Linked DNA regions of Homo sapiens: all the other regions are linked to region 3. Evidence: chromatin contacts called from ENCODE Hi-C or POLR2A ChIA-PET data. All regions are on one chromosome and are shown on one strand. Each heading gives the region's core, a stretch centred on a gene start or an enhancer-like site at or near the end of the contact. The rest is flanking DNA. Distances are from core to core; before and after follow the strand shown.

Evidence for each region. A loop is a pair of places that touch in the nucleus more often than their neighbours do. ChIA-PET counts read pairs that join two places held with the same protein, here RNA polymerase II (POLR2A). Pooled maps may share reads with other maps.
Region 1: a map of CD8-positive, alpha-beta T cell shows a loop between it and region 3 (8-fold over the local background). The contact joins the promoter of HOOK2 here to the promoter of NACC1 in region 3. A Hi-C loop is called at or near these places in 3 of 168 maps with a recorded cell type or tissue (CD8-positive, alpha-beta T cell, endothelial cell of umbilical vein and natural killer cell), 4 of 37 single-sample maps with no recorded cell type and 6 of 50 pooled maps. POLR2A ChIA-PET finds 5 or more read pairs at or near these places in 5 of 52 experiments (B cell, GM12878, WTC11 and 2 more).
Region 2: a loop to region 3 is called in a map of Right ventricle myocardium inferior, with 7 times the contacts of the local background. The contact joins the enhancer-like site here to the promoter of NACC1 in region 3. A Hi-C loop is called at or near these places in 1 of 168 maps with a recorded cell type or tissue (Right ventricle myocardium inferior) and 2 of 50 pooled maps. POLR2A ChIA-PET finds 5 or more read pairs at or near these places in 1 of 52 experiments (HEK293T).

Annotation. Positions count from the first base shown.
Region 1 is chr19:12,772,299-12,776,801 of GRCh38, reverse strand. It overlaps HOOK2 (hook microtubule tethering protein 2), which reads left to right and starts at 1,250. Exons shown (of 23, transcript NM_013312.3): 1 at 1,250-1,397; 2 at 1,905-1,990; 3 at 2,061-2,133; 4 at 3,758-3,808; 5 at 3,890-4,022; 6 at 4,122-4,189. The coding sequence starts at 1,353. RefSeq lists a silencer at 1,187-1,406, a cis regulatory region at 791-1,432 and enhancers at 969-1,647, 1,648-2,328.
Region 2 is chr19:13,428,012-13,431,945 of GRCh38, reverse strand. All of the region lies in intron 3 of CACNA1A (calcium voltage-gated channel subunit alpha1 A), which reads left to right. Among named protein-coding and RNA genes, the nearest start is that of CACNA1A, 76 kb to the left of the region's middle. Within about 2 kb of position 2,650, at least 2 of the 41 ENCODE cell types and tissues checked have a DNase peak (open chromatin) inside an H3K27ac peak, as active enhancers do.
Region 3 is chr19:13,115,776-13,120,023 of GRCh38, reverse strand. It overlaps NACC1 (nucleus accumbens associated 1), which reads right to left and starts at 1,760. Exons shown (of 6, transcript NM_052876.4): 1 at 1,570-1,760. It overlaps TRMT1 (tRNA methyltransferase 1), which reads left to right and starts at 3,284. Exons shown (of 17, transcript NM_001136035.4): 1 at 3,284-3,371; 2 at 3,593-3,878; 3 at 3,972-4,027. The coding sequence starts at 3,625. RefSeq lists enhancers at 1-213, 214-715, 1,991-2,140, 3,101-3,290 and silencers at 1,151-1,200, 1,751-1,950.

The sequences.
Region 1 (4,503 bases), core at 1-2,500, 340 kb after region 3:
ATCACGGCTCACTGCAGTCTCGACCTCCTGGGCTCAAGCTATCCTCCCACCTCAGCCTCTGTAGAGCTAGGAGCTAGGACCACAGAAACACGCCAACATGTCTGGCTAATTTTTTTTTTTTTTTTTTTGAGGAGTCTTGCACTGTTGCCCCCTGGAGTGCAGTGGTACGATCTCGGCTGACTGCAACCTCCGCCTCCAGGGTTCAAGCGATTCTCCTGCCTCAGCCTCCCGAGTAGCTGAAATCAGGCGTGCGCCACCACGCCCAGCTAATTTTTAGTATTTTTAGTAGAGACGGGGTTTCACCATGTTGGCCAGGCTGGTCTCGAACACCTGACCTCGTGATCCGCCCGCCTCGGCCTCCCAAAGTGCTGGGATTACAGGCGTGAGCCACCGCTACCTGGGTAATTTTTAAATTTTTTGAAGAGAGGCTGGTCTCCAACTTCTATCCAAATTAATTCTCCCTCCTAGGCCTCCCAAAATACTGGGATTACAGTCGAGAGCCACCGCGTCCGGCGGGAAAACCCCTTTAGCATCCCCTCTCCCAGTCCATAGAAAGTGCCAGGGCTCGCCCCTCCCCGCACAACGGCTCCGATTATAAAGTGGTTAGACACAAGAATTTACTTAAGGCCGGGCGCGGTGGCTCACGCCTGTAATCCCAGCACTTTGGGAGGCCGAGGCGGGCGGATCACGAGGTCAGGAGATCGAGACCATCCTGGCTAACACGGTGAAACCCCGTCTCTACTAAAAATACAAAAAATTAGCCGGGCGAGGTGGCGGGCGCCTGTAGTCCCAGCTACTCGGGAGGCTGAGGCAGGAGAATGGCGTGAACCCCAGGGGGCGGAGCCTGCAGTGAGCCGAGATTGCGCCACTGCACTCCAGCCTGGGCGACAGCGAGACTCCGTCTCAAAAAAAAAAAAAAAAAAAAAAAGAATTTACTTAAGTTGCAGGGAAAAGACGTGAATGCGCTTGTGTAACAGGGTGGAGCACCTCCGTCTCAAAAGGATCTTGAGGACCTCCCACCCCAAAAAGGGCCAGGGCGAGGATGGGAGGTGGGACCACCCTCGGATGCACAAGGCTGGGCCAGGCTGACCCCTAGCGGCAGGGCGGGCGCCCGAACGGTGCCCGGATCCAAGATGGCGGGGCTGGAGGCAAGAGCGGGCGTAGGGAGGAGATTACGTTCCGAGGCGGAGCCTGGGCTTGGGGGCGGGGCGGGGCCTGCGCCTAGGGGGGCGGGGCGGGGCGGCGCTCTAGGCCGAGCGGGAGGTCGGGGCTGCGGGCGCTCGCTGGTGGCGGACCCGGAGGCTGCTGCGGCGCCGGGGCTCCGTGGCCTGGATTGAATCCGATCGGGAGCCATGAGCGTGGACAAAGCTGAGCTATGCGGGTCTCTGCTCACCTGGGTAGGTCGTGGGGCGGGGCTAGGGGAAGGTGAGCGCCCGCTCCTCTTGCCCGGGATCCCTGGCCCTGGTTCGGTCAGTCTCTTGGTGCTGGGGCTGGGAGGTGCGGGGTCGTCGACTTGCTGGACCGTTGGACTCTGGCCCGAGCACCCGCCCCCGTCACGTGGCAAGTCTGCGTGGAAAGGACAGGTGAGGCCCCGCCCCTCTGTGGTTGGTTCACGTGGGGCGAGGACACAGGTGAATTGGCCTGGTCACGTGGTGCCTGTGGGGCCCAGGTGACTCGCGATACCACCCTGGCCTGGACGCGCAGGGTTTGTTGGGCAGAGGTGAGGTGAGGCCACGCCCCCTCCGGTCTCAGGTGAGCAGAAGCCAGTCCCTCGCAGAGCTGCTGTGGCGGAGCAGCGCCCGCCCCACCATGTGAGGTTCGCTGACTGGAAAAGTCTGCAAAAGGGGAGCGGTTCGGCGCTCCCAGGCCCTAACTCTTTCCTTGTCCTTTCCTTTACCCCTCAGTTACAGACGTTCCACGTTCCGTCTCCCTGTGCCAGCCCTCAGGACCTGAGCAGCGGCCTTGCCGTAGCCTATGTGCTGAACCAGATGTGAGTGGAGCTGAAGGGGAGGATCCCAAAAGTGTCCCCCAGTCTGCTCATCCCACCTTCTCGCCCCCAGAGACCCCTCCTGGTTCAACGAGGCATGGCTCCAGGGCATCTCGGAAGATCCAGGTCCCAACTGGAAGCTGAAGGTGACAAGTGGACTCCTGATTAGAGGACAGACTGGTGAAGAGATGACCAGGGACGGGCCAGCTAGGCACATGTCCTGGGTGATGGGCAGGAAGAGGGACAGATGTCTGGTGATCAACCATTTGTTCATCCATTCATCTATGGAGTACTCACCCTGTGCCAGGCCTGGGCATTCAGCAAGGAATAACACAGACAAAAACCTGCCCCACACAGCCATCATTCTAGTGACAAGCAACACATACACAACCATAAAAATTAACTTCCAGGCTGGGCGCAGTGGCTCATGCCTGTAATCCCAACACTTTGAGAGGCTAAAGTGGGTGGATCACCTGGGGCCAGGAGTTCAAGACCAGCCTGGCCAACAAGTTGAAACCCCATCTCTACTAAAAATACAAAAATTAGCTGGGTGGGGTGGTGTGCACCTGTAATCCCAGTTACTTGGGAGGCTGAGACATGAGAATCACTTGAACCTGGGAGGTGGAGGATGCAGTGAGCTGAGATTGAGCCATTGCACTCCAGCCTGGGCAACAGAGCGAGACTCTTGTCTCAAGAAGAAGAAAAAAAGAAAAAGAAAAAGAAAAAGAAAAAACTTTTGATGCCAGTAGTTCTGTGAAGACAACAAAAAAGCAGGGCTTTGAGAGAGAGCAATGAGGGCATAGGTGGCTGATTACATCAGATGGGTTAATCTCCAAGTGAAATTTGGGGGAACGGTGTTCCAGGCATAGGGAATAGCAGATGTAAAGGCCGTGATTTGGGAATAAACTTGGTGTGATGGAGGAATGGCAGAGAGGGCAGAACAGAGCAAGAGGGCAAGATTTGTAGGAGATGAGGTCATCAGGGGCCTGGCAGGCCATGGTGGGGGTGTGGATTCTATTTTTAAGTGCTGTGGAAAGTCAAGGCAGGGTTTTAGCAGAGCAAAGATGCAACCTGGCTTGGGCTTTATAAAGCTCCCCCTGGCTGCATGGAGAGAAATAAAATGTAGGCAGCAAAAGTGGAAGAGGAGAGGCAGCTGGTGCACTAATCCAGGTGAGAGGTAAAGATGGATGGGTAGGGCTGAAGGATGGTGGGGCAGGTGGTGAGAAGTGACTTGGTTCTGGAGACATATGAAGGAAGATGGTCAGGCAGGCCGGGCACAGTGGCTCATGCCTGTAATCCCAGCAATTTTAGAGGCTGAGGTGGGAGGATTGCTTGAGCTCAGGAGCTTGAGACCAGCCTGGGCTACATAGCAAAACCTCCTCTCTACAAATAAAAAAAAGTAGTCGATTGTGGTGGCATATGCCTGTAGTCCCAGCTACTGGGAGGCAGAGATAGGAGGATTGCTTGACCCCAGGAGGTCGAGGCTGCAGTGAGCCAAGATTGCACCACTGCACTCCAGCCTGGGTGACAGAGCCAGACCCTGTCTTAAAAAGCTAAAGCAAAAAAAAAAAAAAAAAAAAAAAGAAACAAAGATGGTCAGGCAGACAAAAGGGGCAGACAGCCAGACAGGTCACCCCTAGAGGAAGGCGCACGCAGACAGAATAGGATGAGATGAGCAGGGAAGGAGAAGTGAGGTGGAGAGAGGATGGGACCTACAGATTCAGAGTGGGAGGCCTCTGAACTTGTCCACAGTTCCTTGTTCCTCCCTAGGTCAGCAATCTGAAGATGGTCTTACGGAGCCTAGTAGAGTACTCCCAGGATGTGAGTAACTGTAAAGGGATTCAGGGGGTTGAGTTGGGAGAAGGGTGGGCCCATGAGCCCCTGACACCCCCTTCTCCCCAGGTCCTGGCGCATCCTGTGTCAGAAGAGCATCTCCCAGATGTGAGCCTCATTGGAGAGTTCTCAGACCCGGCAGAGCTCGGCAAGCTGCTTCAGCTGGTGCTGGGCTGTGCCATCAGTTGCGAGAAAAAGCAGGGTATGGGGAGCTTAGGGGGTCCCCAGGGCTGGCCTGAGGAAATCCTCCTTCCTCCCCACCTCACCCCTGGGTCTCAGCCTCCCCCACCTTGATCCCCAGACCACATCCAGAGAATCATGACGCTGGAAGAATCGGTTCAGCATGTGGTGATGGAAGCCATCCAAGAGGTGGGTGGGGGCACTCAGTGTGCAATTGGAAAATGTCAGGAGAGGGGACATCTCTAGGGCAGAGAGAACTGGGCACAGGTCCTGCCCTGGTAAGGTCTGGACTCTGCCTGGAACTCAGCTGGCCAGACATCTCTGTCTCATGTGTCTGCCAGCTCCTCCCAGCTCTAAGTCGCAATCTAGCAGGCTCAAGGGATCTGGCTTCCCTCTGTGTTGGAGGCAGGAGGGCAGCCTCTGGGCTGGGGTTATTGGGCAGAACTGGCCTTGACGGGAGGATGGAGAGGTTCTCAGGTTGGATAGTAGATACTTTGAAGGCT
Region 2 (3,934 bases), core at 1,401-3,900, 310 kb before region 3:
TTTAGTAGGGACAGGGTTTCACCATGTTGGCCAGGATGGTGTCAATCTCTTGATCTCGTGATCTGCCTGCCTCGGGCTTCCAAAGTGATGGGATTATGGGCCACCACGCCCGGCCTCAAATTTTTTAGAGCTCACATATAAGCGAGATTGTGTACTATTTGCGTTTCTGTGTCTGGCTTGTTTCATCTTAGTATAATGTCCTCCAGGTTCATGCACGTTGTCGCAAAAGATGGAATTTGCTCCTTTTTAAAGACTGAATAGTACTTCATTGTGTACATATACACGCCATATTTTCTTCATCCATTCCTTTACTGATGGACATTTGGGTTGTACCTGCATCTTGGCTATTGTGAAGAGTGCTGTCATGAACATGGGTGTGCAGCTGACTCTGAGGTGTTAGAGGGATTACAGCTCCTCCAAAAGACCACCGTCACCCAAACCTGCTCCTCCTGCCCTATTTTCTGTTTAGGTAAAGGCGGCTTTAACCCCCTGCAGTGCTCTGGCCTCAGACCTCCAGATCTTCCTCTATGCCTCTATGCCTCTTTTTCTCCACCCCCTGCATCCAATCTGTTAGCACATCTTATTGGCTCTACCTTCAGAATCTACCCAGAATCCACCACCCACCTCTCACCACCTTCACAGCCCCACCCCGGTCCAGCCCCCATCTTTGCTGGCCTGGACTAAACCAGTTGCCCCTCCACCCCAATCTGGTCTCTTAACTTCAGTCCTTGCCCCACCCCCAGGACTGTTCCCCACACAGCAGCCAGAGGGCACCTGTGAGCCACTGAGTCAGGACCTGGCTCCTCTTTGCTCACAACCTCACTTGGAGAAAAAGCCCAAATTCTCCTCACAGGGACCCACAAACTCTGCCCCTGTGATCCCCCATCCCCCTCTATTCCCACTCTCCTCTCCACTCACTCGGCTTCAGCTACACAAGTTCCCTGCTGTCCCTTACACACCAAGCACTCCCCAGCCTCAGGGCCTTTGCACAGGCTGTTCCCTCTGCCTGGAACACTCTTCCCCCAGATATCTGCTTGGCTCCCCCCTCACTTCCTTTGGGTCTTTGCTCAAGTGTCCTTCTAACATGTAACTGCCTCACCTGCACTGTGCCACCCCACTCCCCGCCTCTAGGCTTAATTTCCCTCTACACCCCTGAAGAGCATCTGCCAAGCTATATTTACTTGTTTATTGGTTATTGCCAATCCCCTGCCCCCACTAGAATGCCAGCTCCATGAGGGCAGGGACTTCTGTCTGTTTTGTTCACTGCTATTCCCCCAGAGCCTAGAACACAGCCTGGCACATAGTAAGTATTCACTAAATAATTTGTAATATGAATTGTGCCAGTAAAATCTTCCAGGGGCATCAAGCCCCTGCCATGACTAGGTGGTAACATCCTCACCCCCTGTCCATGTGCTATCTCCTCCTGACCTGCTTGTCTCATTGTTCTAATGGTGGCTCACGCCTGTAATCCCAGCACTTGGGGAGGCCGAGGCGGGCAGATACCTGAGTTCAGGAGTTTGAGACCAGCCTGGCCAACATGATGAAACCCTGTCTCTACTAAAAATACAAAAATTAGCTGGGCGTGGCATTGCACGCCTGTAGTCCTAGCTACTCGAGAGGCTGAGGCAGGAGAATCGCTTGAACCCGGGAGGTGGAGGTTGCAGTGAGCTGAGATCATGCCATTGCAATCCAGCCTGGGCCACAAGAGCGAAACTCTGTCTCAAAAAATATATATATATATTTCATTGTGGTAACATATGCATAACATAAAATGTACCATTTTTTAAGTGTTTAGTTGAGCGGCGTTAAGTACATTCATATTGTTGTGCAACCAGGACCGCCATCCATCTCCAGAACTTTTGCATCTTGCAAAACTGAAGCTCTGCCCCCAGGAAACTCTCACTCCCCGCTCCCCCTTCCCCTCTCCCCGACTCCCCCTTCCCCCCTCCCCACTCCCCCCACCCTACTCCACACTCCCCACTCCCCCAGCCCCTGGCACCCGCCGTTCTAGTTTCTATCTCTGTGAATTTGGCTACTTTGGGTCCCCCCTGTGAGTAGAATCATACAGTATTTGTCTTTTTGTGACTGGTTTGTTTCGTGGAGCATAATGTCCTCCAGTCTCATCCATATTGTAGCATGAGTCAGAATTTCCTTCTTTTCCAGGCCGAATCGTATTCCATTGTGTGGATGGACCACACTTTGCTTATCTGTTCATCCAGATGGGCACTTGGCTTCCACCTTTTGGCTATTGTAAATAATGCTGCTGTAAACCTGTGTGTACAAATAGCTGAGTCCCTGCTTTCAATTCTTTTGGATATAGACCCAGAAGTGGAATTTTTTTTAAATCAAGATTTGACCCACTGGGGCCCTTAGAGGTCTCATTGGCTCTGAAGCTTTTTTTTTTTTTTTTTTTTGGACGCTTTGAAACTAAAAATAGGAGTGAGGGGCACAGTGAGGGGGGCACACATCTCTCGTGTCAGCGTTTTTTAAAAACACCCCGGGAGGAAGATGTGTGAAATCCCTCCCTTCCCCCCGCTCCCACCCCCTCCAAGATCTCAAAATACCTCTTGTTTTAGGAAGCGGCTGTGACATCAGGCAGGCAGCGTGTGGCATCTGAGACACAATATCGCAAGTGGCTGGGAGCCCAGAGAAACCAGGACAGGCGTGCTGGGGATGTGGACTAGAGATGGAGCTAATTTTAGTGGCTGAAGAGGCTGCAAGAAGAGAGAGAAAGAGGGGTGTGTGTGTGTGTGTGTGTGTGTGTGTGTGTGTGTGTGTACGCACAGTGATAGAGGCTGGAGGGGGAGAAATGACAGATAAATCAGCTTGGGCAAAGAAAGCTAATGGGCAGAGGAGCGAGACCCAGCTCAGAAGGTGGTCAGCAAATCTAAAGATGTGTGCCCGAGGGTCAAGGTGGTGGGGGGATTCATAGGCAAGTGGTAGAGAGGCTATTCCATTTGCAGAGGCTCTCTCTGTTTGAGGCGTGATTCACCTGTGCCGTCCTCAAGGCCATTCTGAGAACACCACTGTTGTTTTCCTCCTTTTATGAGTAGGGAAACTGAGGCATTGAACTGCTTCTATTCTTCAGTAAGAAGCAGGGGGAACATATGGTAGAAGCAAAGAAATACAAACATGAGGGCTCTCGGGGTCTACGTGATTGGCTGTGACATCCATGAGAGCGGATCGCAGGTTGAAGGAAACACTGGTGGCAGAAAGTAGCTGAACATTTGGATTTGGGAATCCCAGTGGACGTGGCGAAAATTCTGGCTTTTCCCTTCACAGGCTGCGGGGCCACTCTGACCTGCGGTTTCCTTATCTGTGAAATGGAACGATGCCACCTGTCTCAGCGTTGTTTTGAGGATGCGAGGAGATGATCCGTGTAATATGCCCACTAGGGGGCCTGCTCCAGGGTAGATTCTCAGCAAATGGTAGTCATGGTTTTTGTTACATTTGGGGATATTGGCAGGTAAAAAGGAAATACTTCATTCATTCCAAAATTGCTCACTGAGGTTCTACTATGTGCTAGGCCCTGATGACACATCGGTCAACAAGACAGGCCTGCTTTCTGCCCTTGTAAAACTTCAGTTCAACTGCATTGCACTCATCAGCCTAATAATCCAGGTAAATTGTGATGAGAATAACAACTAGCATTTACTATGAGCCCTTTACAAATATTAACCCATTTAATCTTCTAAAGAGCCTATAAGATAAGAGCTCTTGCCCTGCGCAGTGGCTCACGCCTATAATCCCAGCACGTCGTGAGGCCAAGGCAGGTGGATCACCTGAGGTCAGGAGTTCAAGAATAGCCTGACCAACAGGGTGAAACCCTGTCTCTGCTAATAATACAAAAATTAGCCAGGCATGGTGGCAGGTGCCTGTAATCCCAGCTACTTGGCTGAGGTAGGAGAATCGCTTGAACCCAGGAGGCGGAGGT
Region 3 (4,248 bases), core at 511-3,010:
CAGTCACCCTCCTGGAAGGCCACTTGAGTGACTATGGGTTTGGGCTGAGGGTCAGACAATCCCAGTTCAGCCACTGTCTGCTCATGTGATCTGAGACAAGCCACACCACCCCGAGCCTCAGCTTCCTCGTCTGGACCCCAGAGAAGGCCTAAGTTGAACTGGTGGTGGTGAGCCATCAATGAGCTCATCCGACCAGCGAGCTCGGCACAGGGCCTGGCCCAGGACGAGTGTCCCAGAGGTAGATCCCTGGGCCAGGGTGTGAGTGCCTGATTTGATCCCCTTAACTCTTCTCTGTGCCCTGCCTTCACCCCGTCGGGAGCCTCCAAACCACCATCAACAGAGTTTTACATGCTCATTCCCTCTAATTCTTCACCCCCAGGGAGATGGCACACAGAACTCAGGCTCAAGGAGTTGGTGCCTGGGAGGCCATGGTACTAATATATACGATGGTTGCTGTGAGGTCCCATCCACTAGGCTTGAACCACCAGCTTCTGGCCACAAAAGGTAGAGAAAGAATGCAGGATCCTAAAATACCCAGGTAACGTCTGCTGGGCTGCCTCCCTGTAGATATATAAGGTGGGGGTGGGCAAGGGCCACCTTGTGATAAACAAGATGCCTAAGCTAGGTGTTCCAGACTGTCTCCAGCTGCCCACACAAACACCCACTGGCCAGTGCCTTTGAACAGTTGGCAGAGGCTTGCCCAAGGGGTAGGGTCAGGACTCTAGAGGCTTCAGGGATGAGGTGTGAGAAAGACGGAACCCCTTAACACTTGAGTTGGGGGCGGTGGGGGGCGCATCTTAGTATATACCTTCTGGTCACACCAGCTTTTCCTGACCTGCCCCCACATCCCCCCTAGCCTAGCCCAAAAGGCTCTGCTCTCTCGACTCCCAAAACTCCTACAGCAGTCCCTCACCTTACCTGATCGCCCCCACATCTAGCCTCCCCCTCCCCACATCTGAGTCCTGACCTCATGTGACCCCCGGAAAACATCTCTGGGATCTCCTATCCGCCCCCACACGAAGTAACTCCGCCCACACCCGCCGTGCCCCACTTCCTGGGCTTCTCCTCAGCCGCCCCCAGGCCTGTAACTTGACCCACCCACCTCCTCCAGCGCCCAGGCGGTACCTGCAGGCCCGGCCCCTCCCCGCCCCCCTCCGGCCGCGCCGCTCTCCTCTCCTCCCCCACTCGGCCTGGCCGGAGCCCGACTCCTCCTCCCCCTCCCCCTCCCCCTCCGGCATCCACGAGAACCTCCTCACTTTTCCGCCTCGGACCCTCCAACTTCCCCGGATCCCCGGTACCTGCCCCGGCCCGACCTGGCCCCCTCCCTCGCTGGGAGACGGGGGAGCGGTCCAGGTACGATCCTGCCGCCCCCAAGCCCTGAAGCTCGGGCTGGACGCTCAAGGCCGCCCGCGGTAGCTGGGCCTCCACACACTCGCCTGCCCGGGCACAGTGCAGGCTGCGGGCCCGGCTCCTCCTCGGTCCGAGAAAGCACCCAGGCCCTCCCCACTCAGCCCTCGGGCCGCCCCGGCTGGAGGAGGCCGGAACCGGGCCTGAGGCGGGCCGCCTCACCTGCGCCGTGGCCGCGCTCCGGGGGGTCCCGGCGGGCTCCGCAGCGGCGGCTGGGGCCGGGCCTGGGCCCGGGGCGCGCCCCGCTGCGCCGGGGCCTCGGCCTCCGCCTCCGCGGCCTCCGCGGCCTCCGCCTCAGCAGCAGCGGCAGCCGCGGCGGCCATTCATTGTGGGCCAGGCCGCCCCAGCCGAGCGCCGAGCGAGCGCAAGCCGCGCTGCCGCCGCAGCCAGGCCAGGGAGGAGCGGCCCCGGCCCCGCCCGCGCACCGCCCTCGGGCCCCGCCCTCCAGGCGAGGCCAGCCGAGCTCCGAGCGCGCCCCTTCTAACCGGCTCCGTCTCCTCTCTATGCCCCTGGGGGATCCTCGCCAGTACGTCGGCTCAGCTCGATGGTTCGAATCCTGGCCCCGCCACCTTCTAGTCCCGCGACCTTGGGCAAGTCGCTCTACCTTTCCGAACTTTAGTTTCCTGTAAAACAAAAACAATAATGACTGCTGTTTATTGTGGCAGGCACTGCGTTACATTCTTTATGGGAATTAGCTCGTTTAAACTACACAGTAACATTTTTTAGTGAGAACTGCTACAGACACACTATAGAAAATAAAGGCAGCTGGGCGCGGTGTCTCACGCCTGTAATCCCAGCACTTTGGGAGACCGAGGTGGGTGGATCGCCTGAGGTCAGGAGTTCGAAACCAGCCTGGCCAATATGGTGAAACTCTGTCTCTACTAAAAATACAAAAATTAGCCGGGCGTGATGGCATGCGCTTGTAATCCCAGCTACTCGGGAGACTGAGGCAGAAGAATCGCTTGCACCCGGGAGGCGGTGGTTGCAGTGAGCCGAGATCATGCCACTGCACTCCAGCCTGGGCGAGACTCCGTCTCAAAAAAAAAAAAAAAAGAAAGAAAGAAAGAAAAGGAGGCACAGAGAAATGAAGAAAGCTGGTCAAGATCATCACACAGCAAGGAAGTGATGGTAGGTGCCAGGATTTAAACACAGGCTCAAAAGCGACAATAAGACCTAAGACTTTTATGATGCTTACCGGATGCTAGGTTCTGTTAGCATTTTACCTGCACTAACTCGTTTACTTCTCACTACAACCCAGTAACAAATGGTAAAAAAAAGTTCTGCCCATTTTGCAAAAGCGGTAACTTAAGTTCAGAGTTAACAAGTCGCAGGGCGAGCTGAGACTGGAACCCAGGTAGCCGGGACCACTTCGCTGTCCTGCCTTCATACACTGGTTAGAACTTTACCGAGCGCTTACAATGTTAGAGTGGTTCTTTGCACACTTTCCAGGAATCTGTCATTTAATCTTTGCTCTATCTGAGAAACCACGATTCTCATTTAATAGGTAAGAAAAGTGAAGCCGCGGGAGTAACCTGCCCAGAGCATGTGATGGGACTGAGATTCAAACCCGGTAAATCCAACTCCAGAGCCTGAGTCATTCCTGCAGGGTGCTCTGAAATAATGTGTATATAGCACCCAGAACACAGAAGAGGACCAATAAGTGTTGGGTTTCTCCGCTTACCGCCCCTTTTCTGAGCCACAACTTCCTCATCTGTGAAATGGGACTAGGGACGTGTCCTCTCCCAGGGGATCCACTGTGATTAACACCCCCGGAACAGCACGATCAGCGCGCTTCCTTTATGGCTTTCATTTTGATCCCGGCCGCCCACCGTACGTTTCCTCATTGACTGGCCAACCACTATCATGTGATTCGCCCACCCACTGTGCCAACATGGCGGCGCCCAGGTCCTAATTCGGGAAACGTGCACCTTGACTAATTCGGTTTTCTGTGGCTACGAGAGCAGGTGAGGACGGGCTAGGCAGCGCGGGGAGGGATTCGGACTCGGGGCGGGCCTGCACGAGGGCATCGGCTCCACAGGGACCAGTCATCCCCAAAACGAGGGGATATCAGCTTACCGAGGCCGCAGGTTTTCCTAGTCCCTACCTCATAGATATGTAGGACATCCCCGGGCCCGGAATGCGGCTCTCTGACCCTCTCTGTGCCCTCCCCCGCCCCCCGAACCAGGCTTGGCGGGCGGAGGCGCCAGCGGATGTCTCATGCAAGGATCGTCTCTGTGGCTAAGCCTCACTTTCCGCTCCGCCCGGGTGCTCTCTAGAGCCCGGTTTTTCGAGTGGCAGTCTCCAGGGCTGCCGAATACAGCAGCGATGGAGAACGGCACCGGGCCCTACGGAGAAGAACGTCCACGTGAAGTCCAGGAGACGACAGTCACCGAGGGGGCTGCCAAAATCGCCTTTCCCAGTGCCAACGAGGTCTTTTATAACCCGGTGCAGGAATTCAATCGGGACCTGACGTGAGCAGGGGTCAGACGTTAGCCTGGCATCGGCTAGTGGGTCAGTGTGGATGGCGGGGGCGGGGTATGAGCTAGTCCTCTGTCTCCCACCAGATGTGCTGTGATCACCGAGTTTGCTCGCATTCAGCTTGGGGCCAAAGGAATCCAGAGTGAGTGGAGGTCCAGGCTTCTGGTGGGCGGGGGTCACACAAGTTTATCTCCCTGCCTGGGCTCTTCTGCCGCCCAAATCCAGAGGGGCTTCAGCCACATAGCAGGCCCTGGGTTCTGCTCCTTCAGCCTTTCCGCAGGGATTTCAGGGACGATATTTTGGAGATTAAGGGGAGGTTTCTCAGAGGGGACCTTGTTATTCTCTGACTTGTGCCTCTGGGTG